2 separate regions of the Homo sapiens genome follow, and region 1 is linked to region 2. Evidence: read pairs that join two places in POLR2A ChIA-PET (ENCODE). Cell type or tissue: IMR-90. All regions are shown on one strand.

Region 1 (5,000 bases), 84 kb before region 2:
GCTCCCCATCTCGCCTCAGCCTCTTTAGTAGCTTGGAATAGAGATATGTGCTACCACGCCAGGCCATTTGGGACCCAAAGATACCAGACAGTCAAAAGGGAAAGGACAAAAGTACCTAGTATTATTCAAGAAAGAAAACAATTCGAGAGTCAGGACAAGTCAGGCTTCAGAAAGAAACTGTAATAAACACCTATCTGAAGCAGTCCATGTTAGGAAAACATCATGCTTTACTGTTTTTCCAGCCAGGAAAAGGAGTTTCCTCTCAAAAACACAAGTGGGGGCAGCACAAGAGATCCTCACCCTTCTGCCTTACCTTCGTTTTCCAGTGGCCAGGTTTACAGCTACCATCTTCCCATCAATGCTAAATGGCGGATCAAGGTTCTGTAAGATCTTCACCACACGAAGAGCTTCCTATAGAACCAGACACACTTGAACCCAGAGACAGAAAATGCCAGAACCCAAAGACAGAAAAATTCTCCTTTGAAAGAGAAGTGAACGTGGATTTTCCTTCTCAGAGGATAAATTTACTACATTATATTCTGTCAAAATTTTAACAGTAAGAGCATACTGGCAGAAACAGGCAACTTTTAATGAAGGACTGATTGGAACAGGAATCAGAATAGATGTCAGTTCTGGCATAAACTTCAGAAATTCAAATCCTCTTCTTTTAGGTTGCAATTATCATCAATCAGATTCAGTTTACAAAGTCCCTTGTGACTTTTGAGCATGAAAAATCTAAGAAATACCAATGACTTTCATTATCTTCACCTTACTTCCATAGAAAAAGGCCCCGCAACTAAAAATTTAAGCCACAGGAATCTATAAATACTTTGAGGAAAAAGAGGAAATGTTTTATCATCAAATATAAAACCATCTGTGGCTGGACAAAATAAATCAGAAAGTTCACTAAAATCATGAAGGATTCAGTACTCAGATTCTTCACAAGCGAGTAAGTTGGAAACAGTAAATGACACAAGAAAAAAATGAACCTAGAAAACCAGACGGGATCCTAACTTTTGAGGGCTGTCACCTGACCTGAATGAACAATAAACCCAAAGGAGAGAGCAAGAGGGATTATGATATCAGGTAGCACACAAGAATTCAAATGATCAAGAAGTCCCTCAAATTTTTTTTTTTTTTTTTTGAGACAGAGTCTCGCTCTGTCACCCAGGCTGAAGTGCAGTGGCGCGATCTCGGCTCACTGCAAGCTCCGCCTCCGGAGTTCACGCCATTCTCCTGCCTCAGCCTCCCGAGTAGCTGCGACTACAGGCGCCTGCCACCACGCCCAGCTAATTTTTCTGTATTTTTTAGTAGAGACAGGGTTTCACCGTGTTAGCCAGGATGGTCTTGATTTCCTGACCTCGTGATCCACCCACCTCGGCCTCCCAAAGTGCTGGGATTACAGGCGTAAGCCACCAGGCCCGGCCCCCAGTCAAACCTTCTTGAAGGTTCTTTAGCCATCTGTCTCTAGGCCAATCCAAGGTGGAGGAAACTCACCGCATGGGAGTCGAGGTCAATAAAGCCATAGGTATGCCCCATAGGGCCTGTTCTGTTCTTGATGATACGGACGTTGGCAGTAGTAAGGCGGACATAGGGCTCCAGCACTTCCACTATCACCTCAGGTGGTGTGGAACGATAGATACGCTTTAGCATGATAGCTGAATCAACCATAAATGGGAGAAGGGCAACACAAGGGAGAGAAAGATAAATTTTTGAAGTCCCAAGAATCTGACTGTCATTTTTTACTATAGATGCTACTAGCAAGGCTGGTTCTGTAAAAAAATGCTAAACAAATAAATACTGCATACTTTTCTTCACCAATACTTAGAAATCTAAAATCATGCCTTACTGCATTCATATAGCAATTTACTATTTGAAGGGCATAGATTCCTTTAAGCAGTACAGGAAGGTCCACAGACAGCAATGGCCTCTGTCATCAGGTCATGCACAGATCTCTCAGGGTACTGGAAAGCAGATAGCTCCCGGACATAACATTGGCCATCTATGCTCCATTGTGATGATCACAGTCTGGTATGTGCCCTGACAAACTACTTACTTTTGCTCTCTCCATCCTGGCGTGTCTCTCCAGACCATGACTCCCTCTCTCGGTCTCTTCGGAAAGTTGGCCCTTCCCTTCGAGAAGGAGGCAGATACCTTTCTGCTTCTCTCTTTTGATGTCCTAAGCGTGACTCTTGGCCTTCTTCCCTCTTCCTGGGTTCAGGTTCCTTATCAGCTGGTCTTAGGGGCTGGTTGGGCTGTTTTTCCAATGGTGCTGGTATGGATGTTTTCTGAGGCTGAGGGTAGGTTATTAATTCTTGCTTGGCCTCTGTCACTAGTGGAACAGAAACAAAGAGAATCTCTAGAAAGCTTTATCAAAAAAAAAAAAAAAGAAAAAACACTGCTACTGTAATTTCTCCTTACCTGCCAGCAAATACTCATACTGGAATGCCTTTTTTTTTTTTTTTTTTTTTTGAGACGGAGTTTTGCTCTTGTTGCCCAGCTGAAGTGCAATGGCATGATCTTGGCTCACTGCAACCTCTGCCTCCCGGGTTCAAGCGATTCTCCTGCCTCAGCCTTCAGAGTAGCTGGGATCACAGGTGCCCACCACCACGCCCAGGTAATTTTTTGTATTTTTAGTAGAAACGAGGTTTCACCATGTTGGCCAGGCTGGTCTCGAACTCCTGACCTCAGGTGATCCACTTGCCTCGGCCTCCCAGAGTGCTGGGATTACAGGTGTGAGCAAACACGCCCGGCCTGGAATGCTTTTAATATTATCTCAGAAATATCTAATAAAAAGTCCTCTGACAGTTCCTGACAAAATATTTTAAGTGAAGCTGAGACAGGACATGAAATAGTTCACAGAAGAAACTATCCAAGCATTTAAAAAATGTAATCTTATGAAATCTCTATATCACCTACTAAACATTTAAATATAACAAATCCTTCATGACACCTTGAACCTGACTATCATAATCAATGATAACAACACATCTGGGGACAAAATTACCGAAGATATGGCCCTTACTTAAGGTTTAGTAGAAACACATATCCCAAACACACATCTAGAAGCCTTGCTTCTTCCAGTGTTACAGTGCTCAAACAGCTACTCATATCCTGTAAGACCACAGGCCCTCCTCCAGTGAAGCTAGGAACAGACCCTATCTGCACGTAGCTCCTTTATATGCAAATAAACATAATGGGCAGACGTCCTTCAAAATATAAATGATTTATTTCAAATGTCCTACTACAGCAGGATAATTTGTCTTTATAGTTTGTTTTATAATTAGGGGCACATTCTTGTAACTAATTCATTCTTGGAGGGTTCACTGGAATCCATGTGGCTCAAAAAGAGGTATTATATGAGAGCAATATAGAGATTACATAATAGCAGTGACAGGTTTCCAGATTAAAGCTGTCTCATCTTAGTGGTATGGTGCCCAGTGGTTTTCATACACTATCTATTCATGGCCGGGAGCGGTGGCTCACGCCTGTAATCCCAGCACATTGGGAGACTGAGGCGGGCAGATCACGAGGTCAGGAGATCGAGACCATCCTGGCTAACACAGTGAAACCCTGTCTCTACTGAAAATACAAAAAATTAGCTGGGCACGGTGGCGGGTGCCTGTAATCCCAGCTACTTGGGAGGCTGAGGCAGGAGAATGGCGTGAACCTGGGAGGCAGAGCTTGCAGTGAGCCGAGATTGCGCCACTGCACTTCAGCCTGGGTGACAGAGCAAGACTCCGTCTCAAAAAAAAAAAGAAAAAAAACAAAAAACTATCTATTCATTTGCTGGAATAGCTTTGAAAAAAAGTGTTTCTTGTGGGGGGAAAAAAACACAACTTTGCCTAACCTGAAGTGACCTAACAAGCAAAAATCTCAGTTGTTCATCCTCCTTCCCACATTTTGGTTTGGTTTCTAGAACATACACAGCCTTCCCCTAAAGATTTTCAGAACACCTGCCTTTCAGTCTTCACCAGAGTAAAATCTCCACAAGAGGACAAAAGCCCACCTAAGAAACTCCTTGTAGGCACATTAAACTCTAACCTTGCAACAAACAGAAGGCTACCTGAATCCCTGCACTGAACTATATTTTATGGTCATGCTGTGGCTTTCCTTAAGGGATGACTACAGGACTGTTGTTATGGATGCATGTGTCTGACTCTTCGAAGTTGCCTACCTGAAATTTCTCTAAAGAAATTTACATTAAAGATAAGTGCTTGAGAAGCTGGTAGTTTTATTCCTCTAAAATAATAAAATGTTCCCCACATCCTGATTATTTTCTCCTATTTATGTTTTTACTGTTATTTTAACAAATGTTTTTCTCTTGAAAATCCTGAAATGCTTACAGAATGTAAAAGAGAAAACAATAGAGCAAATGATTCCCAATAACTTCAAAGAAGTAGGAGTGGGAGAAAGGTTTGCCACACAGACTGATGTCATAAAGACTCTTTTTCAACCTAACATCCTTAATCCTTAAATGTATTCCAAATAACAATATACTGACCTCTGCTCAGCTGCCCACTTAGCCACTTTAGCCTAGGAGCCCACAACCCTATCTCTTTCCTCTGGTGAAAATAAGATCTGAAATCATTTACTAACAGGTTACGTTAAGTTGGGCACCAAACTGCAATTTTTTTTTTCTCACTCTGTTGCCTAGGCTGGAGTGCAGTGGCGAGATCTCAGCTCACTGCAACCTCTGACTCCTGGGTTCAAGCGATTCTAGTGTCTCAGCCTCCCAAGGAGCTGGGATTCCAAGCATGTGCCACCACACCTGTGGCTAATTTTTGTAATTTTAGTAGAGACAGGGTTTCGGCATGTTGGTCAGGCTGGTCTTGAACTCCTGACCACAGGTGATCCACCTGCCTTGGCCTCCCAAAGTGCTGGGATTACAAGCGTTAGCCACCATGCCTAGCTCAAATTGCACTTTTGAAAGGTTTGGGCCGGTCGTGGTGGTTCACGCCTGTAATCGCAGCACTTTGGGAGGCTGAGGCAGACAGATC
Region 2 (5,000 bases):
CCTCTGCAGAAGCATTCTGAAGAAGTTATCTAGTTAATGCAAAATTTTTATCCCATGATAAACTGCTAATAGTAAATTATATCCTCAAAATATGACATGTTCTTACTTGAAGATGTCTTTAACTGAATTACTGAAATTCTAAGTTCTGTGAAGACTCATGCTCTATTCCCTTCCATTTAAAATTCTGCAAAATAGGTCACCTAAAGATTACCTTTATTTTTAAATAAATAAACTTATTATTATACATAGTTCTAAAAATATTGGTCAAAAACCTTGAGTTCTTGGCATTTCACCTTTGCCTACTTTTACTGTAGTAAGATTTAAAGGAAATGACTGAAATTGGTACTGTGAAATACAACTAGGAGGATATTCTGAAAAGTTTAATCTACCATTCAGACCACAGAACAGATGTCAAAGGGAAAGCTCTTCTGGGTCTATTCATGGATTTCAACAAAATAACTGTAACAGGACTCCATTCTCAAAGCAAAACTGAAAATTAAACCACTAATTTGTACAATTTCTCTGGGAAGTCATAAATTTTACTGAAGCAATGAATGTAAAATTTTACATACAACAAGCTTATTAAATCCTATTAGGCTCAAGCATAAACATTCCACCACCATGAAGAACATGCATAGCAAGTTTAATAATTATATAAAATATATTCAAGGCAATTGCTGCAACACTCTATATATCACAGGCATTCAGAAGAACTGGAACATGCATCCTCATCACCCATGTGTGGACAAACATCCACAAAGAACCACAGCTAAAACTAAAGCTGGTTGTTATTTGGAGGCACCAACGGGAGGCTTCTGGAAATTTTAATTGTGGTTTCTTGAAACAAATTTTAAGTAGCACATGATGCAGAGATCTGACAAAGACCCTTCCTAACCCAAGGCCATATGCAAGTCAAGAAACTCACCTGTGTTATACTCCTTCAACTGCAAGTTCTTTACAGGCATGCCATCAGGAGTCCGAAAAGCATTAAGAATCTGCAAAAATATGGCATTTATACAAATGATACAAATCATAATCAAACACTGAATATCAGATTTTCCCTAACAGTTTTTATCATACATAATTTAAAGCCATGATTACTTTGGAAAAGCAAAGTTAAACTATGAACACTCAAGGCATTCACATATTGAATGAGTAGAACATAATTATTCAAAAATTGGTGGGATGCAGTGGCTCCTGCCTATAATCCCAGCACTTTGGGAGGCCAAGGTGAGAGGATTGCTTAAAGCCACATGTTTGAGACAAGCCTGGGCAACATAGTGAGACCCTATCTCTAAAAAAAAAAAAAAAATTCTTAATTAGCCAGGAGAGACCGGGCGTGGTGGCTCACACATGTAATCCCAGCACTTTGGGAATCCAAGGCGGGTGGATAACCTGAGGTCAGGAGTTCGAGACCAGCCTGGCTAACATGGTGAAACCCCATTTCTACTAAAAATACAAAAATTAGCCTGGTGTGGTGGCACACACCTGTAATCCCAGCTACTTGGAAGGCTGAGGCAGGAGAATCACTTGAACCTGGAAGGCTGAGGCTGCAGTGAGCTGAGATCATGACACTGCACTCCAGCCTGGGCAACAGAGCGAGACACTATCTTTAAAAAAAAAAAAAAAAAAAAAAAAAAAAAATTGGCCGGGCACGGTGGCTCACGCCTGTAATCCCAGCACTTTGGGAGGCCGAGGTGGGCAGATCACAAGGTCAGGAGATTGAGACCATCCTGGCTAACACGGTAAAACCCCGTTTCTACTAAAAAATACAAGAAATTAGCCAGGCGTGGTGGCGGGCACCTGTAGTCCCAGCTACTTGGGAGGCTGAGGCAGAAGAATGGCGTGAACCCGGGAGAAGGAGCTTGCAGTGAGCCAAGATCGCACCACTGCATTCCAGCCTGGGCAACAGAGCGAGACTCCATCTCAAAAAAAAAAAAAAAATTAGCCAGGAGTACTGGCTCACACCTATAATCCCAGCTACTCGGGAGGATAGTTTGAGCCCAGGAGTTTGAGGCTGTAGTGAGCCTTGATTGGGCCATTGCACTCCAGTCTGGAGTACCCTGTCTCAAAAATAAATAAATAAATATTTAAAAATTCTCAGGTACATAGGAAAAGCAGGGCCAGAAGCGGTGGCTCACATCTGTAATCCTAGCACTTTGGGAGGCCGAGACAGGCGGATCATGACGTCAGGGGATCGAGACCATCCTAGCTAACACGGTGAAACCCCGTCTCTACTAAAAATACAAAAACTTAGCCGGGCGTGGTGGCACATGCCTGTAGTCCCAGCTACTCAGGAGGCTGAGGCAGGAGAACCATTTGAACCCGAGAGGCGGAGGTTGCAGTGACCCAAGATTGTGCCACTGCACTCCAGCCTGGGTGACAGAGCAAGACTCTGTCTCAAAAACAAACAAACAAACAAACAAACAAAATGCTGGGCGCGGTGGCTCATGCGTGTAATCTCAGCACTTTGAGAGGCCGAGGCGGGTGGATCACTTGAGGTCAGGAGTTCAAGATCAGCCTGACCAAGATGGTGAAACCCCATCTCTACTAAAAATACAAAAATCAGCTGGGTGCAGTGGCAGGTGCTTGTAATCCCAGCTACTTGGGAGGCTGAGGCAGGAGAATCTCTTGAACCCTGGCGGCAGAGGTTGCAGTGAGCCGAGATCGCGCCACTGCACTCCAGCCTGGGTGACAGAGTGAGACTCTGTCTCAAAAAAAAAAAAAAAAAAAGAAAAGCAGAAGAGCATAACCTTCAAAGGCTTAAGCTCTGAAATCATACTGTGTGCATTCCAAGCTCTCTGCTCACTTGCTGTGTAACCTTTTAGTGTCCAGTTTCTCATGTGTTAAATATAAAATGATGTACTGGGTTCATTACAGTCCAGGGCCACAGCACTTCCTCAGCATGAACTGCCTGGGCAGTTCATTTCCCCATATTCATATAAACTGTTCTCTCACGGCATTCAAGCCTGGGCTCGAATGCCTCTTCCTCAGTGATGTCTCCCTAACTACACAATACAAAAAACAGCCCCATTAGCATGCATGCCCGTGGTCCCAGCTACTCAGGAGGCTGAGGTGGTAGGATCGATTGAGCCCAAGAGGTAGAAGCTGCAGTGAGCCGTGATTGTGCCACTGCACTCCAGCCTGGGCAACAAAGTGAGACGCTGCCTCAAAAAAATCAAAAATGGGCTGGGCTTGGTGGCTCATGCCTGTAATGGCAGTACTTTGGGAGGCAGAAGCAGGGAGATAACCTGAGGTCAGGAGTTCAAGACCAGCCTGACCAATGTGGTGAAACTCCGTCTCTACTAAAAGTACAAAAATTAGCTGGGCGTGGTGGTGTGTGCCTGTAGTCCCAGCTACTCGGGAGGCTGCGGCAGGAGAACTGCTTGAACTGGGGAGGTGGAGGTTGCAGTGCACCAAGGTCGCGCCACACACTCCAGCCTGGGCGACAAAGCAAGACTCTGTCTCCGAGTTACAGGCCGAGCTACCATGCCCCGCCTGTACTTTAGTTTTCTTCAGAGTATTTATTTGCTGACTAAAATTGTGTAATCCTTTTGCTTGCTTTTTCATTATCCATGGAGGCAGTGACTTGATAATATACACTGCTGTGTCACTCAGTATCTAGAACAATTACATACAGTAATGCTTAATATTTAGAGTGATTATATTAAATATGTGATAATTAAATGAACTAATGCTTGTAAGTATCACACAATGCCTGGCACAGAGCGAGCACTGCCATAAGTTCAGACTTAATTTAGTCAGCCAATCCTTTGATACAGGGCAGTTAGGCAGTTTCTAGTTTTTACTATTGTAAATAAACTGCATCCTTATGTACATACTCCAGAAATAATATGCTCTAAAGGATGTGATCAGGTCTAAAGAGAGCAATCATTTGTCATAATTTTTTTTAACCTCACCTCAGTGAGTGCATGTATAAATGGTGAAATCTGAATAAACTTTATGTATTATACCAGGGTCAATTTCCTGGTTTAGATACTATACCACAGTTGTGCAAAATATTAACACTGAGGGAAGATGGGAAAAAAATACACAAGACTTCTCTGTGCATTTCTTTGCACCTTCTTGTGAATCTACAATTTTTCAAATTAAAAGGTTTTTTTAATTTTTAATTGACACAGAGAAACAGGAGAGAAGACATGCCTTACCTCTTCTTTTGTGGCATCTTCAGGTACCCCACTTAATCGAATAAGCCTGCTGGGTTTCTCCTCACTTGGGCCGGTCCTATAATCTTGATCCTTAAATTGAGAATGAAAAATTATTTCACAAATATACTTTACTGCACAAAACACAAATCAACATGAAATTTAGCCACTCAGGATCAAAAATGATAATGACATGTCACGTGAAGATATAAAAAATTACAATTTTCTCTATTGTTCTGAGTGCCAGAATGTGACTTCAAATCATAAGAATGTAAATGTGCTAAGACCAAGTCTCACTGAAAGAGTCTTCAAAGTAAAGCAAAACATTACGAGAGACAAGACTGAGTAAGACTTTAATAACCAGAAAGACACACTAACATAGTCTCAAAACAGTAATTTTCTCAGCCTAGCCAACATGGTAAAACCGTCTCTACTAAAAATACAAAAATTAGCCAACTGTGCTGTGCACGCCTGTGGTCCCAGCTACTCAGGAGGCTGAGGCGGAAGAATCACTTGAACCTGGGAGGCAGAGGTTTCAGTGAGCCAAGATTGTGCCACTGCACTCCAGCCTGGGTGACAGAGCGAGACCCCCGTCTCAAAAAAAAAGAAAAATTTCCCTGGTCTGAGAGCTGGAGAATGGGCTGTAAACTAGCAGTACTTCATACCTCTGGTGAGAGAAGATGACTAGATAATGTCTTTTTTTTTTTGAGACAGAGTGTCGCTCTGTCGCCCAGGCTGGAGTGCAGTGGCACAATCTCAGCCCACTGCAGCCTCCGCCCCCCAGGTTCAAGCAATTCTCCTGCCTCAGCCTCCCAAGTAGTTGGGATTACAGGC

What was found. ChIA-PET counts read pairs that join two places held together with the same protein. Peaks named below come from ENCODE experiments on the same cell type or tissue, not always from the same donor. Only the 100,000 strongest peaks of a DNase experiment are listed, where the experiment ranks them.
Region 1: POLR2A ChIA-PET joins it to region 2 with 7 read pairs; 5 of 35 experiments call an interaction of 5 or more read pairs at or near these places.

The regions. Positions count from the first base shown.
Region 1 is chr3:50,055,060-50,060,059 of GRCh38, reverse strand. It overlaps RBM6 (RNA binding motif protein 6), which reads right to left. Exons shown (of 21, transcript NM_005777.3): 9 at 2,057-2,332; 10 at 1,498-1,658; 11 at 314-411. Among named protein-coding and RNA genes, the nearest start is that of RBM5, 31 kb to the left of the region's middle. In IMR-90, no CTCF peak of the experiment used is centred here; no DNase peak of the experiment used is centred here.
Region 2 is chr3:49,971,318-49,976,317 of GRCh38, reverse strand. It overlaps RBM6 (RNA binding motif protein 6), which reads right to left. Exons shown (of 21, transcript NM_005777.3): 4 at 4,170-4,259; 5 at 926-995. Among named protein-coding and RNA genes, the nearest start is that of RBM6, 34 kb to the right of the region's middle. In IMR-90, no CTCF peak of the experiment used is centred here; a DNase peak (open chromatin) is centred at 2,827; H3K27ac peaks cover 669 bases.